Linked DNA regions of Mus musculus: region 1 is linked to region 2. A link is a contact called in ENCODE Hi-C or POLR2A ChIA-PET data. All regions are on one chromosome and are shown on one strand. Each heading gives the region's core, a stretch centred on a gene start or an enhancer-like site at or near the end of the contact. The rest is flanking DNA. Distances are from core to core; before and after follow the strand shown. Region 1 overlaps Hivep2 (human immunodeficiency virus type I enhancer binding protein 2). Region 2 holds the start of Hivep2 (human immunodeficiency virus type I enhancer binding protein 2).

The links. A loop is a pair of places that touch in the nucleus more often than their neighbours do. ChIA-PET counts read pairs that join two places held with the same protein, here RNA polymerase II (POLR2A).
Region 1: a loop to region 2 is called in a map of gastrocnemius, with 6 times the contacts of the local background. The contact joins the enhancer-like site here to the promoter of Hivep2 in region 2. A Hi-C loop is called at or near these places in 13 of 37 maps with a recorded cell type or tissue (T-helper 1 cell, T-helper 17 cell, gastrocnemius and 3 more). POLR2A ChIA-PET finds 5 or more read pairs at or near these places in 2 of 5 experiments (Patski and embryonic stem cell).

What each region holds. Positions count from the first base shown.
Region 1 is chr10:14,081,262-14,087,874 of GRCm38, forward strand. The region is part of intron 2 of Hivep2 (human immunodeficiency virus type I enhancer binding protein 2); the gene reads left to right. Among named protein-coding and RNA genes, the nearest start is that of Gm51759, 43 kb to the right of the region's middle. Within about 2 kb of position 4,334, at least 2 of the 3 ENCODE cell types and tissues checked have a DNase peak (open chromatin) inside an H3K27ac peak, as active enhancers do; they include gastrocnemius and left cerebral cortex, where a contact is called at or near this core.
Region 2 is chr10:13,962,061-13,968,877 of GRCm38, forward strand. Hivep2 (human immunodeficiency virus type I enhancer binding protein 2) reads left to right here and starts at 4,319. Exons shown (of 9, transcript NM_010437.2): 1 at 4,319-4,637.

The DNA.
Region 1 (6,613 bases), core at 3,084-5,583, 120 kb after region 2:
TCAACAGGAAACCTGAGAATCTTTCTTACACAAGGTACAAGGTGAAGACTGATACCCAAGGTGGCCTTCTGACCTTTCATGCAAACTGTGATGCACACATACCTGTGTCCCGCATCATTACACACACACACACACACACACACACATACACACATACACACACATCATGCATGTGCAAACACACTTAAAACTAAAAAGTAATTATATTGCAATTATACAGACTACCAATATATTTCATCAAAAAAATAGAGTATGAAAATTTAAAATTTTTAGACTAATTTTAAAAAGCTCTTTTAGTAAATATCCCAAATAATACTTTAAAAAGCAAGTCTGCATTATACTAAATAAAACATTTTAATCCAAAATTACTCTAATAGCATAAGCTTATATATAAAGTATATGTAAATTAAAAAACTATTCTGACAACTAAGAGAGAGAAAGAGAGATAGTGTATGTGTGTTTAAGTTTAAATATTACCAAGTTTCATGCTGTTGTGGTGAAACTCAAACAATGTTCGGATTCAGTGTGAAATGTCAACTTATATGTGACTATAAATAATTAACATCATGCTTCCTGTGGCCGACATCTTTACTAATAGCATATTAAGAAGGAATGCTTAATTGCAAATTGTTCTAAATACTACATTAATTCATCGGCAACTGTGGGCCTTGGATCAGACAGAACACTGTGTGACAGGAGCAGAGTTGCTTGGTGGTTGTGCTTTGTGAAGCAGGCTCCTTTGTGCTCATGCTAATGGCCACAGCTAGGTACTGTGTCCTTCTTTGAACCAGAGCATTGGGCTGCTTAAACCTGTATACTCGGAATGGTGTCTATTTACATACTCTTCAATGTCACAACCTTGCAAACCTTCAGGCCATTCATTCCAGCTATTTTTTGTTTTAATTGGTGCAAAGAGATTAAGGCAAAAGGATCCCCCAGGAGCCTAAACATGTGTAGTCATGGTTTAATATTAGAGGTACCTGGATGCTGGTGATAAAGGTGCCATGTGGTTTCAGTACATTTTGTGTATTGTGTATAGTGTGTATAGTGTGTGTGTGTGTGTGTGTGTGTGTGTGTGTGTGTGTGTGGCACGTGGGCCTTCTAAAGCATGAGATTCAGAGCCCAGAACTTGTCTTGCTTGGGCACAGGGCTCTGTTGGCCATGGGGCATCTGGGCATTAGCATTCTTGCTGCGGGCACCATCTGCAGAGGCAGCAGAGGGCTATCTTCCTGAGGACACTAGGGGAGCTGGCCCAGGAAGGAGGAAGCAGCAGATGGTGTTGTGACTGGCTGTCAGACTGCCTGTGGGCTCTTCGAAGGTTCCCTTGCTGGAGTCCTAGAAATACTTAGTTGGGACTTTTCAAGGGGACCAGAGGTCCTGTGTGAGCAGGAACAAAACTTGTAGTTAATTGGTGTTAATGTTGCTACATATGTACTTGCCTGGATGCTGGGATGGTCTGGTTGTGTCAGCAGTCCATTTCCAAGTCAGTAAATCCTCCCTTCTTTTCTGTCATAGGGAAAAGGAAGGCCATTTCTAGCAATGTTTTTCTCTTATGATTGCAAAGGAGAAGAATGGTTTTATTTCTCTTTGCAACTGTTCTCCATGAAGAAATAAGGGACATAACTCAGTGACTGTAGCTAGATGAAACAATCATGGGGCTTATCATTATCCAAGGGTGGGACTCTCACATGCAAATGGAGAGAATTCAGTTAAAGAAAACAATGGCTAGGTCTCACTAACCTCCTAGCTGCCTGTTCGCCTTCCTGCCTTCCTTTATTAGAGGAAGAGCCAATCAAGGTAGCTATAGCAGCATCCCTGGCTTTGCTGTCAGCCAAGGTCATAGCTGCTAGCCCTCTCTGTTCACAAAATGTCTTTATGACATAACAAGTCAAGATGATGCAGGCATTAGACATATGTACCATCTCTTGTTCATAATTGCTAACGAAGACTTTAAACTTCACTTGTAATTTGGATATGGATGTCTCATAATAATTTTTTAAAAAGTAATCCAGTTTTTTTCCTGTTGCATAGTTAAAAATATTATGCCCTGCAGGGCCCACAGACATCAGATAGGGAAAGAGAACAGAACTGATTTCATGTATATATCAGGAGCATTTATTCGTTCATTCATTCATTCATGCACTCATTCATTCATTCTGGATAGGGATTGATTGGTTGAGTTTTGTTCTCAATTCCAATAAAGGCAAAATAAATACTCACAAATGCATTTTCCTGAGAGTGCTCAACAACATCTTGCCCTTCTTTTCTGCTTCTGTCTCTCTTCTCCCTCCTTGACAGTGGAACTCCCAGGGAAGCAGGCAGATAAGGAAAGCTCAGAGACTCTTGCTCTCTCTTGCTCCTCTCTTGCTCTCCTGCCCTTGCTCTGTCCTCTGTCCTCTCGCCTCTTCCACCGTCTCTCTCTGTGTTCTCATGACCGGTCTCTACTCCTCTACTTCTCTACTCTCTCTCTCCCCGTCTGCCTTTCTTTGACTCTACTACCCTCTTAACTCCCCTCCCCATGCCCTTAATAAACTCTATTCTATAAAAAAAGGAGAGCTCAGAGAAACAGGAACCAAACCCTCTCCTTCGTGTTCTTTCTGGGTCTCTCCCGAAGTCTTGGTGGCATCCGCAGTTCACTTTCATATCAGTAAATACTCTCATTGGCATAGGTACTAAAAGGATTCTTCTAGAAATCCATTGATTGGAGAGGGTAGGAATGGTTTTATTTCTCTCTTTGACTCTTGTCTGTGAGGGAGCAGAAAGACGGTCATGGCAGCAAGAGGATGGAGAAGTCCTAGGCCACACAAAGACCCATGTTGTACCATAACACATCAAGGCCTTAGGGCCTGGTAGAAGAGGAAGTCAAAGAACTTTCCTTTCTTCACCATGTGACCTTCTGCCATTTCACCTGATTTTCATGTCAATAAATGGGCACCTTTGTCTTCATCAGGAAGTCTTTGACTATGATGAAGTCCATGCCCATGCAGGTCTTGATGGCTCCTCCTGCCTGCGCTTTCTAGGCCTAGCAGAAGTGATGAGTTGTGACAGTCTTCAGGAGTGCTTGCCCCAGTGTCACCCATCATTACATGCTTGTCCTACTAGTACCAATAAAAAAAGTTATTAACCCCAGATTATTTAATTCATTTTTAATGGGCATATTCAAATCTATGCATGTCTTCCCTTATGGTTGACACATCTTTTCAAAAATACAATGAGCTTGCTTAAATGAATTCAGGAACTCTTCCCATGTTATGTCTCTCTGACTTTTAGATGAATCTTAAGTCAGAAACATCAACTGAAAAATACAGACCTAATGGCCTGGTAAAGGTGGCCACTTTAAAGGTGGTAAATGGTGCCAATTTAAAGCACCAAGTAATTCTAATGGAGCCATTACTTTTATCTCCATTTAACAGATTAGAAAAGTGAGGCACAGAGAGGTTAGGTAGTTCACCTGATGCTATGATTTGTTCATTGAGTGTGGGATATGATTCAAAGCTGATATTCTGGCCCAGATCCGCATGATCTGGCCTGGATGTCGCATGCCTCTTGTTATTACATCAGTGCTGTACACCAGGGTTTCTTTGGATTGCGGAATGAGTGTGTCTGTAAGAAGGGAGCCTTTGGATGGTCTGTGGTGTTGTCTATGTAGTCTTAGGAGGGCCTCTCCCCGTCTCTCTGAAAGATACTGTTGTCATTTGGTTCTAAGCCTGTTCCACTTTATTGCCTTTTAGTATGAGGGCAGGAAAAACAGGTTCTTACTTAAAATTGGAGTTGTTATGGAAGGTGCCAGGTTTGGACTGTCTTCGTATTTCAGGGATGTGACAAGCCTTTGCTATTGAAGCTTTCTAGTTGGCAGCGTTAGTAGGTGCACGTTGACATTTCTGTCTACATTCCTGTGTCTTAGAGGGAAAATAAGTTTGCCAGTGTTTATCTTCCTGAGTATTACTTGACATTAGTGCTGCCCGAGAAGCCAAACTTGCTTGAACCAGTCACCCAGATGGCCAGACTGGGTGGCGAACCTGCCTTAACGATGCTCGGCGGTTGACACGTGGGGCTGTGAGGTGTGCTGCTCCCTCGTCTGTGCCAGGCATGCAGAGCGTGTTCTTTGATGGGGTGAGACAGATGGTACCCTGCAATCTAAAATGATGAGGCAGGAAAGAAAAGTTGAAAAAAAAAGTAGAGAAAGGGCATTTGATTTTCTAATTCACATTTCGGAAGTGAATTCGAGCCTCTGTGATTGACTAACACATGCAGTGTTGCTCTAAGACATGAATCCATTAGCGTCTGTTTGAACAGATCTGAGTAATCGGCAGGAAGCAAGCTTTTCCTTCATGGCTACTGTCCCAAATTTCATGGGGTTGCCTCCAGATCCAGATTTGGGCCCTTGAAAGACAGCGCAGATCAATCTAGATTTTCAGAGTAACACATCCCATACCACCCATCTCAACCAACAGAGGACAAAGGGCTGACTTTCATTTTCATGCTAGAATATATATTTAGATATTTCTACACATACATGTATCAATAGGAGTGGGGGGGGGGGGTACAAGTGCCTGGCGAAGTAGCCATGATAAGGATAATTAATCAGTCTTCATACAGCTGCTTCCTGACATTTCTGCAAATCGTTGTGGAAAAATTAATGAAGGTTAAATCAGTAATGGTTTCAAGCTTGGCCAGTGGAAAGTATGACACTGTTTCCATCAGCAAGTAAGTTGGGCTGCTTTTTTTTTTTTTTTTTTTCTTTCTTTCTATAGGGGAAGTGGTTTGCTGTGCATTCTTCACAGGAACTGGAAAGGCGCAGCTGGCCTGTGTGTGCTGCAGGTATGCAGGAGCATTCTGGGAGTGCTCCACTGACTGCCTTTGATCGACGGCACTGACTTGCCTCTTGTGCCGCTTGTAGAACAGGAATATTCTTTCTACAAGTTTTATTTGAAAGATCCAGTGAGAACGCAGGCCTTCTGTTGGCCTGCCATCCAGAGAGGCCGATGCTCTGTGAATGTGAACTTTAGGAGGTAGAGTGTGGAATTTATGACAAACAGAAAGTGAAACTCACCTCGTCCAGTTTATTTTTCAAGCTGAAGGTGGTTCAGCACAAGCCCAGTTCACATCCTGCGTAACCCTATGGGATTTCCCCAGCAGTAGTTAAAAATTTTCCCATAGGGTCACACAGGATGTGAATTAAGTAAACACTTAACAGGCACGATGAAAGGAAATCAGCTTTCTAAATGGTCCTTTCACTGTTAGCATCCTGTCCTTATTAGAAACCTGGGTAAGGGCCACGCAAGTGTCTCTTTCTCAAGCCATGACATTATTAATTGAATGTATTAATCTTCTTTGTTACATAAGACATGCATTTTCTTATAGAAGAAACGGAATCTCTCATGGGCATTTTTCATGTGTGTTTGACTTGTATGTGTGGGGGCTGGTTGTATATATGAGTGTGTCCGTTTGCATTGAGGCCAGAAAGCAACCTCAAGTGTCATACATACACCTTATCTTTTTGAGGCAGGGTCTCTCGTGGACACTATGCCATGTCTCTTTAGCTGTCTTCTTCAGTGTCACCTTCAAGTGGTGGCAGTAGAGGAAAATCAAGCTCTATAGCCTGGCAAATAACCCAGGCCCAGTACATCTTTATTACCATCTATTAAATACATCTATCTATATTATTTATATCAGTATTATCTATCTATCTATCTATCTATCTATCTATCTATCTATCTATCTATCTATCTATCTATCTAATTATGAGGTACAGATGAATAGATAGATGAAAGTTATATAGATATAATTTTGATCTACCTATTATGTCCTCATCTGTGCTTTGAGATCTAATTTAAATGTCACTTCTTAATATACCTTTTTTTTTTTTTTTTGTGCAGTTCCTCCGGGTACCTAAAACATACACATTTTGCCCATGGTGTTCCTCTACTGGTTTAGATAATTCTTTACTCTTAAATTATGTTAGCTCTCACCATTCACATGGAAAAGTGTGAATTTAGTGATCTTACACTTATTGGTAAAGTTTTATTTCTCTTTTTGTAAGACACACTCAACATAAAGTCCAGCTTAGTACTAAAGATACTGTGCACTTCCTGTACACAATGCTGGGAAGGGGCCAGCGTTTGCTGGAAGTGGAAGAATTTAGGTCTGACCCTGGGGTTGTTACTACATGGTAACTGCCTGTCATCTCTGAATGAACAAAGCATTACTCTACAGGGAAAGTGAAATAAGTAAGAATGGGGTTCTGAAAGTGTGCTTTCTACCACCGAGCCGCAGCCAAGCGTTTTTGTGGGAAGGGGTGGAGGTGTATACATGTATGTGTGCATGCTTATGTGCAGCCCGAAGACAATCTTTCATTTCTCACTGCCATTTACCTGGCTTTTTCCAGTTAAGGTTTCCACCGAGGTTAGGACCTTCGGTGTAACTGATTCTCTTAGACTTACTGACTAGCAATTCCAGAGAGTCTCCTGTCTTTGCTAACACTGTGAGTTTTTTATATGAGTTCTGGGGAATAAATTTAGGTTCCCATGCTTGTATAATAAGCACTTTACACACTGAGCTATCTACCCGGGCCCAAGTGTGCTTTTTTTTTTTTTTTTTTTTGTTAAGCTCT
Region 2 (6,817 bases), core at 3,069-5,568:
TTTTGATGATCAGATTGTGTGACCTGTTGAAGTAGGTCTTAAGCACTAGACTGCAGTAATGGTTAACTGTGTTATCTGCTAGAAACACAGTCTCAGGTTTAGAGGGGGACTGGGTGGTATAAAACTTGCCTGTCTTCAAACTTGTCCTAGAGTGGGAGGGATCCTTATGGTAGCCTGGAGTGCCCATTTCACTTTGTTTTCTCAGGCACCCCGTGCCTACCCTTCTCCCCTTGGGGTCTACACACATTCTGGGGCTGGAGGCCTTAGGTTAGTCTTTTCTATTTCCTGAAAATCCTTCTCCTCCAGATACTTGCAATGCTAAATGATTCCATTAATCCCAGGTAGCAAGATTCTCTTGCCATGTCTCTCTGACCTGAGTGGTTGACATAGTAACAGGACTACGCAGCCCTCCACCTACATGATTAATCTACCTTGCCTTTTCTCCTTCCTCTCTGAGTGTCTTCACCTTTCAAAGTCCTATACAGTCAGATGATTCTCATATTTATTACATACCCTGCTTCTTCTCTCTTTCTTCTGACTAGAAATCAAACTCCTTGATTCATGGTTCCCTCATTTGCTCACTGGTGTGTCTGAAGTATATAGCATACACTCGATACATGTGTTTTTAGTGATAGCAATTTTTCTTCTTGCCACAGGGTGAAAAACTGTAAGTGTACCCAGAATCATTTGTATTTTAGTATCGTAATACCTCACAATGCAGAGTGCCAAAATCTTCTGTCCTTTGAAACTGAGAAATGCTGAGAACAGGGTGAGTGATGGGGTGGAACTGGTCGGTGCTGATGCTCCACAGAGGTGATCCAGCTGGATTTCCTGTGACTTATTTAGCCTCACTTCCCATGGGGTTTTTCTTGGGGGTAGTAGTATGCAGTTTTCTAACCAACGTCATCTTTAGCTTTGGAGGGAGAATTTTTCACTTATTATACTACCCATCTTATAAGCAATCAAATATCCAGATTGTGAGCAGTGTGCTTGGGAATATAGATATACAATATGAATTATAAGAGAGATTTGCTTAGATCAGTGGTACACCTTTCCAAGAGAAGCTGAAACAGCAGGCCAGGCAGGTGAGACGTGTGGGGAAGATGAAGATGAGGAGGGGGGAGACAGGAGCCCAATGTCCCACTGGGCATCTGGCTTTGGAATGGCTAGTACTGGTTTACACTTTGTGCACAGTGGCTTGCAAGAGACAAATCTTGGGCCTATTAGAGAGAAAGCAGTGATTGATGTATAGAAAGGTAGTGAACGTTGTCCCAGTTGACATTCCATAGTTATTGGTGGTTTGCCTGCCTTAAAGGAGAACTATGGTTCAGTTCTTGGGCCAGGAATTCCGGAGGCTAACTTCTGCCCTTCCCACAGGGTCACCTGTTAGCTGGTATTAGCATTGATACATGTTTTCAACAGTTGTCCCTTCAACAATTCAGTCCACAGTTTCTTCCTTGAAGCTTGAAAAATTTCAGACAAAGCAATCATTGAAAAAATGTCGAAGATTGATTAGAGACAATGTTTCCAGTGGTCCTTCCATTGTAGGATCAGAGAACTTCTTAACTGTTTATAAATTGCCTCCCTTTAAAAGTATGTATTTCAATGACTCATTTACCTGCATATAGTCACAATATCCTACTTTCTTTAGCCTTTTAAAATGTGGTTAAGTTTTCAACTAATATTCACTTCACCAAAGCAAAGCTGCCTGCTACTCTCTCTGTTTGCTCAATTTCTGAGTGCTTGGGCAGCTGCTCTGTTGTGTTTGCTGAAAAGAAATTGGATTCTTAAAGAAACGGAGTAATCTTCTCTATTAAGCAATTAAATAAAACGGACTTTTAGCGTGTGGACATGAAAGTGGGAGAAAGAGGGAGAGTGTGGGGGTGGAACTTTTTAAAAATCACATTTGGATTTTAAAAGATGTAACTTAAAATGATGCTTGGTAGATTTTTTTTTTCTATTAAGGCTTTCTAGTTTAAGGCAACGGGCAGCTGAATATCAAGGAACTTACACAATGAAAGGAGAGGTTGCTTAAATGGAAGCAGGCCGAGTTTGAGATCCATTTAAACACACACACACACACACACACACACACACACACACACACACACACACACACACACACAGAATTAAGTTTATTGCATATCTCCAACTTTTCTTCTTCCAAAAGCGACTAAAAGTGCATTTTGTAGAGTTGCTCTTCACAGCAATGCTGTCACAACATGGGGACTCTCATAATACTGTTTATAGGTCAAAACCAAAACCAAAACCAAAACGAAACCAAAGGCGTTTTTCTCCAACTCATTAAAGAGGCGGCCCTTCCTTTTTAATATATTCACTTGTAATGAGAAGGGTAGCGATTTTTTTTTTTAATGTCTTGACATTCGGTAACTGTGAAAACTGTGAATGGAAACCTAAAACATCTTAGTTATTATCTGCCTTAAAGCAGAACCAGAGTTCAAGTCTCAGGCCCGGAATTCCAGAGGCTAATTTCCACCCCTCCCACGGAGTCACCTGCTCCGGGGGAACCCCGGCCAGAAAGCCGGGTCGCGCCAGGTCAAATCTTGTGCGTCTCTTGTTTACTCCGCCCCGGGCAGGGCGGCGGCGCGGACAGGCGGGTGGGGAGAGGGTGCTACGGCCCCGGGAGCTCCTGAACGCTCGAATCCAAAGAGTGGGCGGCGCGCGGTCGAGCTCCGTGGAGAGCCCACCCGGAGGAGGCGCTCCGGGCGCCGGCACCGCCCAGAAGCCAGTGTCTGCGCTCCAGCGCAGCGACCTCTTGGGAACCTCCCTTGAGGGTGCACACGAGTCCACACACGCTGGGTAACGGCCCGAGGGAGCCCCGGTGTCCCCCGGGTGTTGCCGGGCTGGGGAGGAAGCCAGAGTCCCGGCCCCTACTCGCTTGGGATTCCCTTCCCCTCCCCCAGCCCCGCCCAGCTCTCCCAGGGCTGGGTGTGATTTCAGTCCCTAGCAGAGAACCAGAAGCGCGCAGCTGGAGGTGGCAGCTCGCCCCCTTTCCCCCGCTCGGCCCCCCAGGAAGCCGGCAGCTGCTCCCCGCACCGCTGCCCTAGCCTATTTGAATACCCAGACGAGGGCGGGCGGCTTCCTGAGCAGGGTGCACCCGGGGCGCCCTGGGGAGTGACCCCGGGGAAAGCAATTGGGGCGTTTCGAGCTCGTGAAAACTTCGTGCTTCCGCCCCGGCACGGAAAATGCTAGTGAAACACACTGTGAGCTCCAGGGGCTGCAACATAATTCCCCACCACCACCCGAATTGTTAACAAAATCGTGAGTGCAGCTGGAGGGTGAAGAGGCGAGAAATCCTTGGTACGCGGGCAAAATGTAAGGATCCCACAGATCACAAGGAACCAGTACGTGGGAAAGGGGGCTAGAGAGGGAAGGGAATGGGCGCGAAGGAGGTTTCCACACCCTAGTAGGAAATTCTCAGACCGCTCCAGACTCGCCAGTGTTTCTGCGTGGCAAGCCGATACCCGCTCTCAGCGGAGATCTCGGCTCCGAGGCAAGAGAGCGCGACCGCGACCTTCCCTCCCCGCGCGCCCGCATCAGGGCCAGTCCGGGTCGCACATCCTTCGCCCCGCTGGCCTGCTCCAGACTGGTTTTTCTGGTTCAGCCTCCCTCCCAGGGACGCGCTGGGGGATCCGATGACGTCGCTGGCTGAGTCTCTCCCTCTTCCTCCCTCCCTCCCCTCTCCCCCGCCCGCCCTCGCCGCGCACTCCTCCTAGTAACTTCTGTTCGGGGAGGCGCTGCCAGGAATAACCCGGTGCGTCCACAGCCCGGAGGGGAGGTGGCCGCTGCGGCTCCCGCACGCCGACAAACTGCGGCCCGGGTCCTGCGGCTCAAGCCCCAGCCTAGCGGCCCTGGCCCCCGCCCTGGCTCCATCTCCTAACAGTGTCCGAAAATAAATAAATATATAAATAAAGACAAGAGGAGCCTGGGCTGGCGGTGGGGATCGCCTCCCTCCCTCCTCCCTCCCTCCACGCCCGCCCTCCCTCTGTCCTTAAGGAAATGCTACCAGACACCCCCCACCAGACACGCTCAGCCTGGGCGAGGAGCAGCCGCCGCAGCAAGAACAAGGGCACCGGGGGGCTTTCCTCCCCTCCTCCTCTCTCTCCTCTTCCTCCTCCTGCGCTGCGGTGACTTTACAGGTGAGCGGCCGCCGCGGCTGCGAGGATCCCCCCCACCGCCCGCCGCGTCGCGCCCTCCTTCGGCCGCTGTCACCCGGACTGCCGGGAGCTGACAGCCGCCCGAGGGGCTCGCGGCCGGGAGGCTGGCGGCCGGCGGGAGGCGGGCTGGAGGTGAGGGGGTGGAGAGCTGGAGAGCGGGGCGCCGCCGTGCGCTGTCTCTCCCCGGTGGAGGAGGGTCTCCGCAAAAAGAGAAAGAAAAAGGAAAAAGAAAAAAAAAAAAAGACATCTTCGGTGACTGTGGCACAAGTATTTGCCAAGTTGAGTCTTGGACATTGAAGCTTGCCCGGAGCCCGAGCAACTTGAAAGGTCCTCTGGCTGGGTAGCAGCCTCCCTCCACGCTTCGACTCTTGGGTACTGGGTGCAGCCCTGGGGTGCGTGGAGGGCGCACCGGCCGCTGGCAGAGCAGAGCGGCGGGAATCTAGGTCCCTTCTCGGCTCGGTAAGTGGCCTCGGTTCTGTGTTTTTCCTGCCTGCACCAGAGATCGAGCTTGTTTCACTTTACCCTGAAATCGCCTTCGCCCAACTCCATCGCCCCCTTCGCGGCGCGCGCCCCCGGCCGCTTTCCTGGTGGCCCAGGGGTAAGGGTCGGAGGAGGCGGGGATGGGGGAGACCTAAGCAAGGGGGGGGGGGTCGGGCGCATTAGGAAATGCGGGGAATACCCTGGCCGAGGTTCTATGCAGATGAGGGGAGGCTGCTTTGCGTAATGTCCTGGGGGGAGGGGGCCGCGCGGGAGCGCTGGAGGCAGGAATGTGCCTGGTTACTAATGAGGGACGTGCACCGGCGCGCACCGCCGGGCCACCGCTGCGGCTGCCGCGGCCGGCGGTCCGTTGTCAAGTAGCGGGGGAGGGGGCGCGGCGCGGCGCGGGGCTGGGGGCGGTGCGGGCGGGAGGGCGAGCGGGCGAGCGGACGGCAAGGGCCGGGCTGCCGGCCTGCGGCCGAGCGAGCGCAGCGGAGGCGCTGGCGCTGGGCATTTCTGTGACTCCTTTCTCCTCCCGAGCGAGGAAGGAAGGAAGGAGAGAAGGAAGGAAGGAAGCGAAGAAGGAGGGGACTGTCTCCATGGAAGGTTCAGGCGGAGGCGCCCTCGCCTTGCGGGTGCACCGGCCGCAGAGCGGCTCCAGCCGCCGCCGGCTGGCCCCCGGCGCTTGGAGACGGGTGGGGGCGGATTGCATGCTTGTTTGTGCTTCTGGTCGGGGGATCGGGAAGAAACATGTGTGTTTGGGCAGTGCACCGCGAGGAGCTGGGTCTGCGCCTTTATGTCTGTTCCCTGAAGTGGGTGGAACGTTGGCCCGTTCCGGGAATGTTCCATGACGTGGTGCAGCCACAGGAAGGGGGTTAACGAGGGGCTCTCTGCCGCGGCGGCTCTGCTGGCTGCTATCAAAGCAGATGTGCTGCTGCCGCCGCACCTCTCACCTCCCTTCACCCCCAACCCCCTCCTTTCCATTCTGTGCGTCTGGTGCTGGTAGGGCTAAGACAGGAAAACATAGCGTCTATGTATGTGTGTGTGTGTGTGTGTGTGTGTGTGTGTGTGGTGAGGGTGATGTGTCTGTCGTATTTGGTGGGGGAACGACTCCAGATCAGCCTTGCCATCCCAGCTGTTATCACAGATCGGTGCGCTTTATACGCATGTGCCTCCCGCGTCCTGTCCCTCTTACATAACATATCCAGTGCAGCAGAGGACAGGAGAAAATGCGACCCCAACCCTCCACGCTCAGTCTCTGTGGAGGCTAGAAGGTCGGAGAGGGTCTCTGGATGTTGTGCTGCAGGGATGCGGCTCCCAGTGGGGAAGAGACCGAGGGGAAGCAGGGTCTCTTGTAGTGGTTCCTCAGTCGCCTACTTGAAAGCATCTAAGTGCAAAGGACTGCAGGAACTAGTCCTCTGAATGCGAAAGCTTTTGACTTGCGTCGCCAAGGGAAAGTGGGCGCTCTCACCTCGGAGACGCAGAGAAGAGAAAGGGTCTGTAATACAGTCGCCTGGAGGAGACCCGCAGAAACGTGCTTGGGCTGAGAACAGAGGGCAGAGGGGTTAGCATAGAGGCGACCAGAGGAATCTCTTGATAATAGGTTACACTGGAAACCCCAGGACACCTGTAATGGCTTAGAATTCACACAGGAAGCTGTGTGTGCAACTGACATTGCAAAACCCTTATGCTCTGCACAGTTATTTAGGCCTAAAATGAACACAGAGAGGCTTGCTTCCGGTCCTTTCATTATAATAGAAAAATTGAACTGATTTTTTTCGTTCTTCCTTTTCTGCCATTTTAAAAATAACTCTATTTAAAAACTATATTGGTACTTTCTTCCACTTCCAAAGCAAGACTTCAATAACTCACAGGAGGGCTGTTTTTGTTTCTTCTTCTTCTTCTTCTTCTTCTTCTTCTTCTTCTTCTTCTTCTTCTTCTTCTTCTTCTTGTCAATGCAGAGTCCTTTTCGAGGGCTATTTTTTTCTCTTCAGCAGTTTCTTTTGCCTGAATAATCAAACCCAGAAATTACTTGAAGTATTAATAAGATTCATACTAATTACATTTTCAGTACCCCCCCCCCCAGAAAAAGGCCATGGAACTTTAGACCCATTTCCTTTAGTGATAATGATTCTATTTGTCCTTGAGCAAACCAAGTTGTT